Regions from separate parts of the Homo sapiens genome. Here all the other regions are linked to region 1. Evidence: chromatin contacts called from ENCODE Hi-C or POLR2A ChIA-PET data. All regions are on one chromosome and are shown on one strand. The core of a region is the stretch at or near the end of the contact, and the rest is flanking DNA. Distances in the headings are between cores, read along the strand shown.

The links. A loop is a pair of places that touch in the nucleus more often than their neighbours do. ChIA-PET counts read pairs that join two places held with the same protein, here RNA polymerase II (POLR2A). Pooled maps may share reads with other maps.
Region 2: a map with no recorded cell type shows a loop between it and region 1 (23-fold over the local background). The contact joins the promoter of HNRNPC here to the promoter of RABGGTA in region 1. A Hi-C loop is called at or near these places in 1 of 37 single-sample maps with no recorded cell type and 6 of 50 pooled maps. POLR2A ChIA-PET finds 5 or more read pairs at or near these places in 1 of 52 experiments (activated CD4-positive, alpha-beta T cell).
Region 3: a loop to region 1 is called in a pooled map, with 11 times the contacts of the local background. The contact joins the promoter of RNASE4 here to the promoter of RABGGTA in region 1. A Hi-C loop is called at or near these places in 6 of 50 pooled maps.
Region 4: a loop to region 1 is called in a pooled map, with 5 times the contacts of the local background. The contact joins the promoter of TMEM253 here to the promoter of RABGGTA in region 1. A Hi-C loop is called at or near these places in 5 of 50 pooled maps.

What each region holds. Positions count from the first base shown.
Region 1 is chr14:24,270,347-24,273,277 of GRCh38, forward strand. It overlaps RABGGTA (Rab geranylgeranyltransferase subunit alpha), which reads right to left and starts at 1,251. Exons shown (of 17, transcript NM_182836.3): 1 at 1,141-1,251; 2 at 767-823; 3 at 491-601; 4 at 1-112. The coding sequence starts at 769. It also overlaps a transcript of NOP9 not described here. RefSeq lists enhancers at 569-778, 1,519-1,598 and silencers at 969-1,258, 1,329-1,428.
Region 2 is chr14:21,267,592-21,270,806 of GRCh38, forward strand. It overlaps HNRNPC (heterogeneous nuclear ribonucleoprotein C), which reads right to left and starts at 1,851. Exons shown (of 9, transcript NM_004500.4): 1 at 1,707-1,851. RefSeq lists enhancers at 1,330-1,954, 1,592-1,851, 1,955-2,580 and a silencer at 1,942-2,021.
Region 3 is chr14:20,683,186-20,686,243 of GRCh38, forward strand. It overlaps RNASE4 (ribonuclease A family member 4), which reads left to right and starts at 1,375. Exons shown (of 2, transcript NM_002937.5): 1 at 1,375-1,573. It overlaps TRY-GTA5-5 (tRNA-Tyr (anticodon GTA) 5-5), which reads left to right and starts at 88; the gene lies at 88-176. It overlaps TRP-TGG3-2 (tRNA-Pro (anticodon TGG) 3-2), which reads left to right and starts at 831; the gene lies at 831-902. It also overlaps a transcript of ANG not described here. RefSeq lists enhancers at 1-66, 267-456, 597-726, 1,527-1,666 and silencers at 857-906, 1,177-1,296.
Region 4 is chr14:21,098,897-21,102,315 of GRCh38, forward strand. It overlaps TMEM253 (transmembrane protein 253), which reads left to right and starts at 2,170. Exons shown (of 7, transcript NM_001395467.1): 1 at 2,170-2,288; 2 at 2,412-2,555; 3 at 2,969-3,079; 4 at 3,168-3,224. The coding sequence starts at 2,448. It also overlaps a transcript of ZNF219 not described here.

The sequences.
Region 1 (2,931 bases), core at 1-2,500:
GCTGCTGGAGCACCTCTCGTCGGCAGTTCCAGAGGGTGGCAAAATCAGGGTTGGCTCCCAGAATCTGGCTTGTCAGTTCCAGCACGGACTCATCCAGCTCACCAGCCTGGCGCTAAGAAGATAGGTGGCAGGGTTAGAGATCATATAATTTTCCCACTACAGGACTAAATAACGTAAACTTAAAACCATCCAATATTCTGTGAATCCCACATTATACAACAGGTACTATGAACCATGCTTTATGGCCTTACAGGTATTCTCTCATTTAATCTTCACAACAGCCTTATGCAGTAGGTGCAATTATTAGCCCCATTTTACAGATGAGCAAACTGAGGCCCAAAGAGATTCAGCAACTTGCCCAAAGTCATACAGTTATAAGTGAGATAACCCAGAATTGGATCTAGGCAGTCTGACTCTAGGGACCAGCTCTTGGCCTCTGCACTATACTAAGGGAGCTACTTGGGGTCGGGGCTACCTCTGAGGGCCCCACCTTCTGGAATACGGCCTGGGTGGCTGACTGGTATAGCTTCAGCTTCTGCTCTCGCTCTAGCCTTTTGGCCTCCGCCTGCTCTTCTGACGTCTTCACCTTCAGGCGTCCGTGCTACAAGGATGAACGGGTTGGAAGAGTGCAGGTTGCCTTGCAGAAGCTGACCTGCAAAAACCCCACACTGTGGAGCCCTAGGTTCATACGGGGCAACCATGGCACTGCCACTGGGGGTGAGGGCGCGGGCCTGCGGAGGTGAAGGGCTGGGCTCAGGGTTCTCACCATGGTGCCGGCTCAGGGTTCAAGACAGGGGAAGGGTCCAGTGGTAGCCCTTGAAGTCTGAGGAGAGAAGTGTCAATCACGTAGCCCCGCCCCTACTAGCTCCGCCCACAGCTGTGTCCGGAAGCAGCAAGCGTGCCTGGGCAGAGACCCCCAGAGTGTAAAGAGGTCCTGGGACAGGCTTTGCACGTTCCACAAGAGGTGAGCACCCGGACTAGGACTTCCATCCGTGTGGCCCTTCCTATAGCCCGATTCGCCCGGGCCAGAGCGCGAGCCGGGGCACCTGGGCGTTGGGGACCACTCTGCTCCCCAAAGGTTGCCGCTACCCGCCCGTCCCACGGCTCCCGGGCACCCCCGCCCCCCGCGGGCGGACCCACCTGCGCTGGGAGGAGGCGCGGGGGACGCGGAGCTGCGGCGCCCGCCACAGAGCCCAGGCGCTGGCTAGAGCGGCGCCACGTCCCGGCTCATCGAAACGCAGCGCACTCTGCAGGCTTGGGGAGGGACTTGCGGCGGAAGAGGCCGGCTCGGAGGCGCGTGCGCGGGGGCTCTGCGCTCGCTGTCCGGAAACGCCTCGTACCTGTTAGCCACCTGGTGTGTACGAGTGCGCACGGGCGACTGTAGCGTGCGTGTGAAATGGGGGGAGGACCATGCCAGTTGGTAACTCAGAGTGCAATGTAGTTAGTGGAAGAGGTTTCTCCAACAGCCGGAAACCCGCACCTTCACTACTCCACTGACCTCACCCTGGCCACACCGACAGCCTTCTAGATGTCAAATCTAACAGGGGGAGTTTCCTGTCATTTTCTCTAACCTCTGAAGCATTTGACGCTACCCATTTCTTTATACTTGACACCCCCATTCTGGCTTCTCCTCCTGCACCTCTGCCTCTCTCTTCTCATCTGTTCACCTCCACCCCTAAATGTTGGTGATCTCCAGGGCCCTTTCCTCACCCCTTTTTCACTTCACCCACTGTTCCTGGGAGAATGTTTAAATGTAAGCCTTCAACTGCTTCGAGTTGGAGCTCCTCAGAGCTGTTTTGGCCCACAAATCTGGCATTACACTTTCTCTGGGTGAGTTCATCCACACTCATTGTTTTAATTACTACCTGTAAATTGATGACACCCAAATTTATATCTCCAGCCCAGATGTCTTGCAAGCTTAAATAACAATAAATAATATACATGCACATACATATTCAAACACCTGTTGGATATCACCTGGTGTCCCAGAGACACCTCAAACTCCAAAAGCCAAAAGGTATAAATTATCTTTCATCCATCCTGTCTAAACATTGGCCTTTATGTTTTCTATTGTAGTGAATGGCACTATTTCCTCCTCACTTCTTAAACTCGCTTAAATACTCTTTCTCTTCCCACTGCCACTAGGAGTTCAAACTCCGAATTTCTTCTCCAGATTGTTGAAAGTCTTTTCAGTGTTCTCCACCTCATCCCTTGTTATCAGTCCATCCTCTGTGCTACTGAATCCATTTTTCTAAAATGCAGATTTGACGTCATATCTGTGCCTAAAAGTGCTGAGTGGCTCCTTTTCAGGATAGAATTGTAATCTCTCAGCTCAGCACATCAGACCTATTGGCATTTGGGCTCTGCCTACTCTCTGGCTGTATATCCTGCCTGACCCTGCCAAAAACTCTTCATGACAGCCTACAGAAATACTTGCAGTTTCCTAAATATGTTAGCCTGTTCCCTCTTGACTCTCCTTTCTCCACACTCCTCCTTTGCCACAGTAATTCCTGTTTATCTTTAAGATTTAACTTTTTGAACTCCACAGTACAAAGAAAAAAAAATGTAACTCAAGTGGCACCTCGAGGAAGTTCTCTAAAATGCCCCAGTCTGATTTGATAGACCTTCATATGTACTTTTAAAGACTGTGATTTTTTTCCCTGTGCCTACTGCAAAGAAGGTTTTCTGGTGGAGCCTTTATGAGGTTCAGGGTGGCTAGTGAGTGTGTGTGTACCACACGTACACGTGTGTGATGTCTTTGCGAATAGTGTGTCCATGTGGCATGTGTGTGTTTATAACTCACACCTGGGTAAGAAGGTAGTGCTTTAAATTTTTTTTTTTTTTTTTTTTGAGACAGGGTCTCACTCTGTTGCCCAGGCAGGAGTGCAGTGGCACGATCTCTGCTTACTGCAACCTCTGCCTCCTGGGTTC
Region 2 (3,215 bases), core at 601-3,100, 3.0 Mb before region 1:
AACTTTTCCCCCTAGCCAATATGAAAATGTTACTAAACGCCTATCTAGTTGAGAACACACCTAGAATTGTGATATAAATACCGTGGCAAACAGTTTCGGATATTAACTCAAAGAATTTTTGGTGCGCTGATATACATACTGACCGGAAGGAACCCATTTTCGAAAACCTCAAAGAAAAGTGCCCGTCAATCAATTTCAACTACTATTAACAGTTCTTAAATACTAATTTCTGACATTTCTCCTTGCCAACATTTTTACTTCATGATTTCCCATTTTTACCCTAACCTCATTTCTAACAGTTCAGCACAATGATAAACTTTAGTTTTAAGTTCCTGTAATAATATACATGTTTAAGCCTTAAGAAAGGGGTCGCGATGTTTTTGACCCTTATTTTACTTCCTATCAAATAGATTGCCTTACAGATGAATTTCTTACCCTGCAGAATGGGTTTAAACTGTGCTTAACAGCTTTAGTTTTTGTGAGATTAACAGATTGTGAAAAATAAACTTAGCCAAATCTCATGTGAGGATTAAAAAAAGCGATGTCCCAGATAAGTCAATGTGACACTAAAGATCTAAACAATTTTTTTTAACTTTTAAGTTTTTTATCAAATTTCAGCACCCAGCAAATAATAGGCACTGTTAATATTTGCTTAATATAACGTAGCTGTGAATTTTTGCCCACATTTAGGCGGACGGGAAAATTAACGCCAGAATATCCCGAAAGTCAAATTTTGTCATCTTACACTTAGGAAGTTACGTTAAAAAATTCTCAAGTCTCGTAGTATTTTTCTTAAGCGCAATTTGGGAATTTCCAGTTACCTCGTGGTTTCCGTCATCAGGTTCTTGGCAAAGATTGCAATACAGTAGTTTTAGAACTATATTAACTAGGTATTCCATTAACTAGGTAAAAACCACTCGACTGACCTCGTGGTCAAATTCCTTACTAGTGCTGCTACTGACTTAATATGACCCTAGCAACCAACACTTTTCTGCCTCAGTTTCCGTCTGAGAAAGAGAGTTAATACCTACCTCAAGCAAAGTTCCACTAACTTATATATTTCAAGTGTTTTGTAACCTGCAGATGAAAAGTCAGCTGTAAATATTAATATAGTTATATCACAATATTTCCTTTTACAAATGTAAGTGAAAATAACTACTTCGAGCTCCATCATTTGCTCATAGAGAGAAATAAAATAAAAAGTTATCAGTAAAATGCTGAATCTTTTGTTAAACCTTTCTCGTAGGCCACGCGGCACGATCCAGGATTTAAAGGCTCGCGATACATCTACTTGGTAACCTTCCCCCTTCCCCTCCCCCACTTTTTACATGTAAGAAGAACGGAGGTAATAGAAGGCATCGGCGCTACGTTAACTTCGACTATATTAATGAGCATCACGATCTTCATTTTCATGATCCCGTAGTCCTCGCGGTCGTAGAAAATGAAAGGAAAGCAGCCGTTAACACAGGAAGAGCGAAAAAAGGACATTTTCCCTGGCGATCGTGGCCTAGAGGACACCAGGTTAAACCTATACAGAGGCTGAGGCCTATAAAACTGCCCCCGGCTTCAACCTAATCCCCCAAAACAAGCAGAATAAATGAGGGCCCGGTTAGTTAGGGGGAAGGATTCCCACATCTTCTCTCCCACACCCCCTCTCGCTTCCCGAAAAACCCAGCGCCTTCCCTGCGTCCGCCCTCTCCACTTACCAAGAAGGGGAGGGAGAAGAGATTCGATTCTGAGTCTCCTACTCCCGGGTTCTGCGTAGAGAAGCCGACTGCTGCTGGAGGTCGGCAACGCGGCCACAACCGCTCAGTCTTCGTCTCTTCACAAAATGGCCCCCGAGTCTCCTCTGCCGCCGAGGCGAAGGCCTAGTCCCCGCCCCATTCCTGAGAATCTTCCTATTGGCTGTGCGTTTTTTCGCTCCCGCTCCTAATTAGACAGTTCAACCGCTCCTCACAATGATATCCAATCACAATTAGCAGTGGGTTAGACTAAGCAGGCGAATTTCCACATGCGTGAGAGAAACTAGTTTATAACTGGTTAGTTTTCCTGTCATTTATTGCCTGGAGAATGCTTATTGGCTATTGCACGGGACGACCCTCTGGGTGGAAACTCGCCTTTGTATCGCGCACCGTCTCACATCCGGGTATCTGGGAGGCCTGATTGGCGGCCGCGGCGTCCTATCGCTGCCCCTTAGAGTGCCTAGTAGAAGATCCGCCCAGACCTCGGATTTCCGGCTGCGCGGGGGCGGGGAAAGGGTTGAGGGGCGTAGTTAGGTGACGGGCGCAAAAGACCTGCCCCAGCCCCGGGCCTAGGGAAAAAAAAGCGCGAAATGAAGCCTCCGTTGTGCAATGTGAATAAAGAAAGGACTTTTCTTAAAATGAGGAGGGAGCAGCAGTGACTAGGCCTTGTTAAAGTGTGTAGAAAACTAACCAGTCCTGCAGTTTTTCCAACCCCAGACCCTTTCTCAGTTCCAGATTCGAATGTCAGCTACCTCGTAGACATCTGCTTCTTGGCCTATTAAACCCTTCTTCAGACAACACATGTTCCATCGAAACCAACTGACTTCCTTATTCCTCTCCAATATAAAAAGGAAGTGCAGAATCCTGGCCTCTGGCCCCAGGGCATCTAATATCTTAAGTGCCAGCAAAATTGGCCCATCCTTCCAAATCTGGTCCCTTAATTTCCCTCCTCTTGAAATGGCTTGTCTCCTACCTACCCCCGTCACCTGCCAGTCTCTCTGGTTACATTATAGGAACTGCGCACGCAGTGGGGTAGCATCAGCTCTACTAAGCCAGCGGTTTCTTTTTTCTTTTCTTTTTTTTTTTTTTTTTTTTTTTTTTTTGAGGCAGAGTCACTGTCGCCCAGGCTGGAGTGCAGTGGCGCGATCTTGGCTCACTGCAACCTCCGCCTCCCGGGTTCAAGCGATTTTCCTGCCTCAGCCTCCTGAGTAGCTGGAACTACAGGTGCGCGCCACCATGTCCAGCTAATTTTTGTATTTTTAGTACAGATGGGGTTTCGCCATGTTGGCCAGACTGTTCAGGTGATCCGCCCGCCTCTGCCTCCCAAAGTGATAAGATTATAGGCGTGAGCCACCACGCCAGACCACTTTAAACTATTTTAAAAAGCAAAGACGAAAAATATGGGAGAAAGTATACACTAAAGTGTTAGTAGTGGTTCTCTCCTGGTGGGAAAATTACATGTGATTTTTTTTT
Region 3 (3,058 bases), core at 125-2,624, 3.6 Mb before region 1:
TTCCGGGTATAAAGAGATTTCTTTCTTTCCCGTCTCTGGTTAAGGATGTCTCGAGTAGGGATTTTTAGGAGAGTTGTTTCCGTGCTTCCTTCGATAGCTCAGCTGGTAGAGCGGAGGACTGTAGTACTTAATGTGTGGTCATCCTTAGGTCGCTGGTTCGATTCCGGCTCGAAGGAGACGCTGCTGTTTTGGGGTTTACGGTTGCTCTTCGTTTGTGCAAAAAATCTCTGTATCTTGACGTGATCAAATCTGTTTCTGTCTCTCACCCTTGTCCGAAGGAAACAGCTTAGCCGCGAGGTGGGCTGCGTTAATCGCGTCTTGAAAAGTTGGTTACCTTTCTGAAAGATAGTAGACCCGAATCGTCCCACCGTTGGGGGAAGGCACTGTTGTCTTACCGAAGTGTGTTATATTTTGGCTTCTACGTTAAGTCCAAAGGCCGGCAGATATATACGTATCGCGCGTCTGTCCTGGGGCTCAGTACCCTACAGCCTTGCAACCGAGCTCAGCTCTGGCCCTCGATCTCTATTTCAGCCCCCTCCAGGTTCCCTCCAGGCCCTAGCGGGCTTAAATCGCTCCCCGGGCTCAGTGAGACACAAGCATGTGACCTAAAGTCTAAAAAGCTGCCTTCCTTCACCCCATCCTGCATCTGGATCGAGGAGAATAAGCCAGAGAATAAGCCACACTTGAAACTTGGTGAAGATGGAAGGAATAACTAAATAAGGCCTAAGGGAAATGTCACAACAGAGGAAAAGAAACAAAACAAAAAACCTTCAGAACAGCAGGCGGAAAAGAGAAATTCAGAGTGATAGGAAGCACCACTCAGCTACAGTGGCTCGTTGGTCTAGGGGTATGATTCTCGCTTTGGGTGCGAGAGGTCCCGGGTTCAAATCCCGGACGAGCCCTCGTGGCTACTGTTTTTCCACCCCCTTTTGTCAACTACTGAAAAAAAGTCTCCGTTAAATTTGAAACACAAACTGTCTCGCGATGGGCTGTCCTGCCAAAGAAAGCAGCAGCGAATAAGTACGTGGCAGATGGTGCTGTCGACCAGTGTCAAGACCAAGTTTCATGGGTTCCTGGACGCTCAGCCAGGGGTAGTCTCTGAAGGGCCGCCTGGCAATTGGGAGCAGAAGCCAGTTTCCCGCCATCTGCTCTCCGTGGAGGCAGTGCTCTCGCGGCTGCTGCCCGTTGGGGTCCAGCTGAGGAAGGAGCGCGGATCCCAGGCTCGTTCTTTGCCTGGGCTGCCCCTGCGGCCCCTGGGGCGGGTGCTGCTGCGGCGCCAGCTCCAAGGGCGGATCCAGGCGGGAGGGGCCTCCTCGGAGAAGCGGGGCGCGGTCCCAACTACGCAGAGGCTGGCACGCCGACCCTCCACACCTCACCACGCCCCCATCTCCGTCCGTGTACACACACTCACACAAGGACGCCAACCCCACCTAGATGCAAAGCAGGATTCAAAAGAACATCTTTGCGTTTTCTACCGGCTCCCCATCATCGTACTAGGGAGGAAGAAGCGGGTGAGAAACAAAACTTCTTTCCATTGTCCTGCCCGTTTCTGCGGACTTGTTCTGAGGCCGAGGTAGGTTCACACTCCTGCTCCTCCTCCTCCTCTCTGGTAGCTTCATAAGGGGCGTTTAGGCCGGGGAGTCCTTTCCTAGTAGAGGCAGCTTGGGACTCCTTGGGGAGGAGTTTGCGGGACGGGGCTGGAGAGGGAGGAATGGGGAGGGACGTGAAAGTCCCGTATTTGTATGAGTTAACGACTTTACATTCCCACTCAGGTTTACTTTGCGCAGCTGGGCACAGATGCCAGCTTCTATTGATTAGTAGGCTTGGAGGGGGACCACAGAATCGCCGAACCTAAGGGAAGCCCTAGGAGGCCTGCACTTGCCCACAACTAAGAAAGCTTTGCTAGTTATTCAGGCTAATCACCAGCTTTTTGAAGCAGGCCTTAGTTTTTTGCAAGCGTAACTAACATTTGGGGATCGGTGTTTTCTGTTTACTCTCCTCTGCCTCCTCACCCTTAACCCACCCTCAGCCAGTGTTGTGCAATTCTTAGAGACACTTGCCAACAGCCTCTTCTCTAAGCCTTCCTACTGGAAGGTTGGGATCCTCCGTTTTCTCGCTCTGAGACAGCACGTCAAATGCTAATAGCAGCACATGAGTAAAGCGCAACATCTTTATTAAAACAATTTCAGCACCACTCAGGGGGCTAGGGAAATCTCAGATGAGCCAAGACCCTCCCTCGTGACAGTAAAAATCTTATAATCAAGTCATAATGTAATCAGTAGAAACCCAAGGGACATCATTATCTGTGGCACAGGACCACCTTCCCAGAAGCAGCCTCAGGTATTCAAGACTTACTTAACCACAGAGCCACTAACAAGTTTTGCAAGAGGATAGGTTTATTACATACGCTTCAATTCAAGCAATTCTTTTACTGATGACAAGCAGAGTAAAATAATTTTTGAATTTATGGTAATAGTCAATGTAGGTTTCCTTCGAACAGCAACTTTCAGTGGCCCCTTTAAAGTTAGCTCTGATTGTCTAGAAAGTACTAGTATGGAATATAAAAGTTGTGTGGGCCCGGCACGGTGGCTCATGCCTGTAATCCCAGCACTTTGGGAGGCCGAGGTGGGTGCATCACAAGATCAGGAGTTCGAGACCAGCCTGGCCAAGATGGTGAAACCTCGTCTCTACTAAAAATACAAAAATTAGCCGGGCACGGTGGTGAGCACCTGTAACCCCAGCTACTCGGGAGGCTGAGACAGGAGACTCTCTTGAACCTGGGAGGCGGAGGTTACAGTGAACAGAGATTGCGTCACTGCACTCTAGCCTGGGTGACAGAGCAAGACTCCGTCTTAAAAAAAAAAAAAAAAAAAATTGTGTGGTGCATTGGAAAGCTTCCAGGCCGGCGAATGCAATGAGTTCCTTGGGCAATACATGTCTCTTTCTCTGTTCCTCAGTTGGCTCTTCTTTAATATGAGGGGTGGACAGAGTCTCAGAGGCCCCTCCCACTCTTGTTCTATGACTCCATGGAGTGGTACGATGTTAGTAACAGGACATG
Region 4 (3,419 bases), core at 920-3,419, 3.2 Mb before region 1:
TCCCTTACAATTTCTGTCTCTCTTTTGGGGGAGGAGGAGGGGCGATTATAGAGATAGTTAATGTCGGCCGTATAAGAAACATTATTAAAGTTACTCTTCGGTCCTTTCCGTTCTTGATAAACAATTCCTGCGCCTTCCTCTCGAATTCTATTTTCCATTCCTCAAGTCACTTTAATGGCTCTTCAATACAACAAATATTTACTGAGTGCTTACTAAGTGCCAGGCACTGGGCTCAGCGCTGTGAGGGATGAGAAAGAAGTGGTACCTTCCTTCCAGGCGATTGTAGTCTAGACTACAAACTGGTAAGTAGTATACTCAGATTTAGTCAATATTTACTGAATGCCTGTTCACCTATCTAATAGTATATAATCTTTCCAATAACCCTCTATAATTAAATTAGCCCCCATTTACAAGTAAGAAAAATGAGGCTTCAGGAAGTCTGTTTCCCCAGTGGCCTGCAGGCTCGGGGATCCTCAGTGCAAGCCCAACATCTCACATCGCCACCAAATAAAATCAATGCACGTGGGAATTGAGGAGGAGTAGACACACAGCAGTTTTCTGGATCTCTTTAAAACGTGACTCCCACTCCCCGGGAAAGAAAAGAGTAGATACAATGACCCGCCGATGTTGGCACAGCACTGATGGGGCAGGAGTGGCTTACAAAAGATCACTTGCCTCCCAGGACCCTGCCTCCCTCCTCGTACTAACTTCTAGAGTCTTCTGGCGCAGTCTCCTCTTATCGTCAACAACAAGAAATAATAATAGTGATGATGATCATAGCCACTAACATTGAGCACTTGTGTACCAGGTACTGGGCTAAGCTCTCTTCCATGCTGAAAGCAACCCCTTGAGACTGGTATTATTAACTTCCTTTTATAGATAAGGGAACAGAGAGATTAAGCAACTTGCCAAGGGCACCTAGGTAGATCTGGGATTTGTTTTGATCTATAGAGTATATTTGGGCCCAGCTGGTTCTGCTTCCGACTGTAGAAATGTGTCCCCAGCTTCCTTCTGAATAACACTTTTAGTGTATGGGCATCAGACTTATCGGTGTGACCTCATCAGCACCACTAATAGTTATTAAACACCCACCCTGAATCAACAACTCTTCACAGTCATATTGTTAGCCCCCTTTTATCAGTGAATAAACTGAGGTGCGAATAGGTAGAAAAACATATCTATCAGGACAGACACAGTGGCCCACACCTGTAATCCCAGCAGTTTGGGAGGCCAAGCAGGGAGGATGGCTTGAGCCCAGGAGTTTGAGACCAGCTTAGGCAACATTGTGAGACGACCCTGTCTCTACAAAAAATTTAAAAATTAGCCAGGCATGGTGGCATGTGCCTGTGATCCCAGCTACTTGGGAGACTGAGGCAGGATGATTATTTGTGCCCAGAAGGTGTTGGCTACAGTGAGCCATGATCATGCCACTGCACTCCAGCCTGGGTGACAGTGAGCCCCTGTCTCAATAATATAATAATAATAATAATAATAATGTATCCAAGATCACACAGATGGAGAAGCAGCAGAGCTAAGATTCCAGCTCAGGTCTGTCTGGCTATGAGGCACCTTCTCTCTCAAAAATATTAATTGTTGCAATAGCATCCTTCCCAAGACTCACTATTTGAGGACCATGAGATAGATAGATAGATAGATAGATAATGTCCAGTTGCAGGTTATCATTGAATCAAAAACAATCCCCACCATAAACAGGGTCCCCCCCATCCATTGAGTCAGTGTTCAGTTCAGAGTAAAACCTTCAAGAAAGAAGGAAGGGAGACTGTCCAGAAAGTGAGAGGCAAGAAAGCCCCTGGAATTCAACCTTACCTGGTCTGGGGGCAAAGCTGCAAGTAGTAATGACAGGGGACCAATCCAGACAGAAAGTAGGATCTCTAGGGAAGGGCACATAATTTGAGGAGGAAGCCAAAGAAAGGAGTAAGATCATATGGAAATGAGGGGGAATTGAGGTCCAGAGTGATAGTGTCCATGGGGATGAGGTAAGTGAAACCAGAAAAGGAACCCAGGATGGGCAGAAATGAGGGTAATGAGAAATGGGAACAGAGTGAGGTCGGGCTAGACATCTTGTGGAGTGAACTGAGGCCGGTATCTACCCAGGGCCACTCCCTAGATCCTTAGGCCTTCATAGAAACCTTTGCCCCACCACACCCCATCCCTGACAGCCTTCCTCTGCCAGGACAAGTTTGTCGTCTGCTCTGAGCTATCAAGCCCCTTAGGAGACCTAGGACCCAGCTGGGTCCCATCCCTTTGGAGTAGCTGCTTCAGACTAGGTAGGTGTGAGGACCTGGACCTCAAATCCCTGGATATTGGGAGTGGGCAGAGGTGTAGCTGAAAGATACGTTGTTGCATGTCCTGTCTCCTAATAGACAGAACCTATAACGCATTTTTCCCAGCCTAGGAAGCACCTAATTCTTGTGGGCAAAGGAGCCATGGAAGATAGAGCTGGTGAGCAAGAGCAGGAGAGACACAGCCTTCGTCTGGAAAAGCTACAACACTGGGCAAGGCACAGGCAGAGTGGGCACCTCTTGGTGCTAGCGGTGAGGCCAGGCTACCCCATCCCAGGTCTCAGCATGTCCACTTCTACCCAATTCAATTCCATCCATCCATCCATCCATGTTAAGTGAGCACCTACCATGTGCCAGAAACTGAGCTAGGTTCTGAATGGGAGGAGGGTAGAGGAAAACATAGAAATAAACAAGGCAAGACCCTTAATCTCCCAAGTAGCTTCCATCTTGTGGGGGAAAACATACAGGTAAGTAACTAAACTACAATATGAGGCAGAAAAAATTAAATGATACTTAATTTTTAATGATCACGTCCTTGCTCTGGGTTGACTGCTTTCCTCCACCCTGCATTCAATCCCATTTCCTGATCTCTAAAGAGGTAGGAGTTACGAGAAGGGAGGGAATCCCTGACAGTTCCTCCCCAATTACCCTACCCTTACCCCCAGGTGAGCCAGCTATGGCTGGCAGTGGTTGTGGTGCCCCTTGCTGTCTCAGTCGCCTGCCTGAACTCTGATTGTCACATGGCCACAGCGCTGCCTCTTGGGCCTGGAGCCTCAGTAAGACCCACCACAAGGGAGGGTGGAAGGTCCCAGGGCCCCTTCCTAACGGGACCAGAGCTCAACACTTGCCCTTCTCACCATTCAGGGTCTCCTCACTGGGACTGTCACTCTGGAGCTTCGCAGAGCACCCCGCCTTTGGAAGGTGAGAGGGAAGAAAACGCAGCACTGTCCTCCCACTCCCTAAAACAGACACCTACAACCCTCAGCCTAGGAAGTAAGTGGCTAAGTGTTGACTCATTCTCTCAGCTGTCACCACTGACTGGCCTCAATCACTGAGGAGGAAAGCAAAAAAGTTAAGAGGGCTTATGGCCCTGTTTGGAGGCTGAGAAGCAGAAGC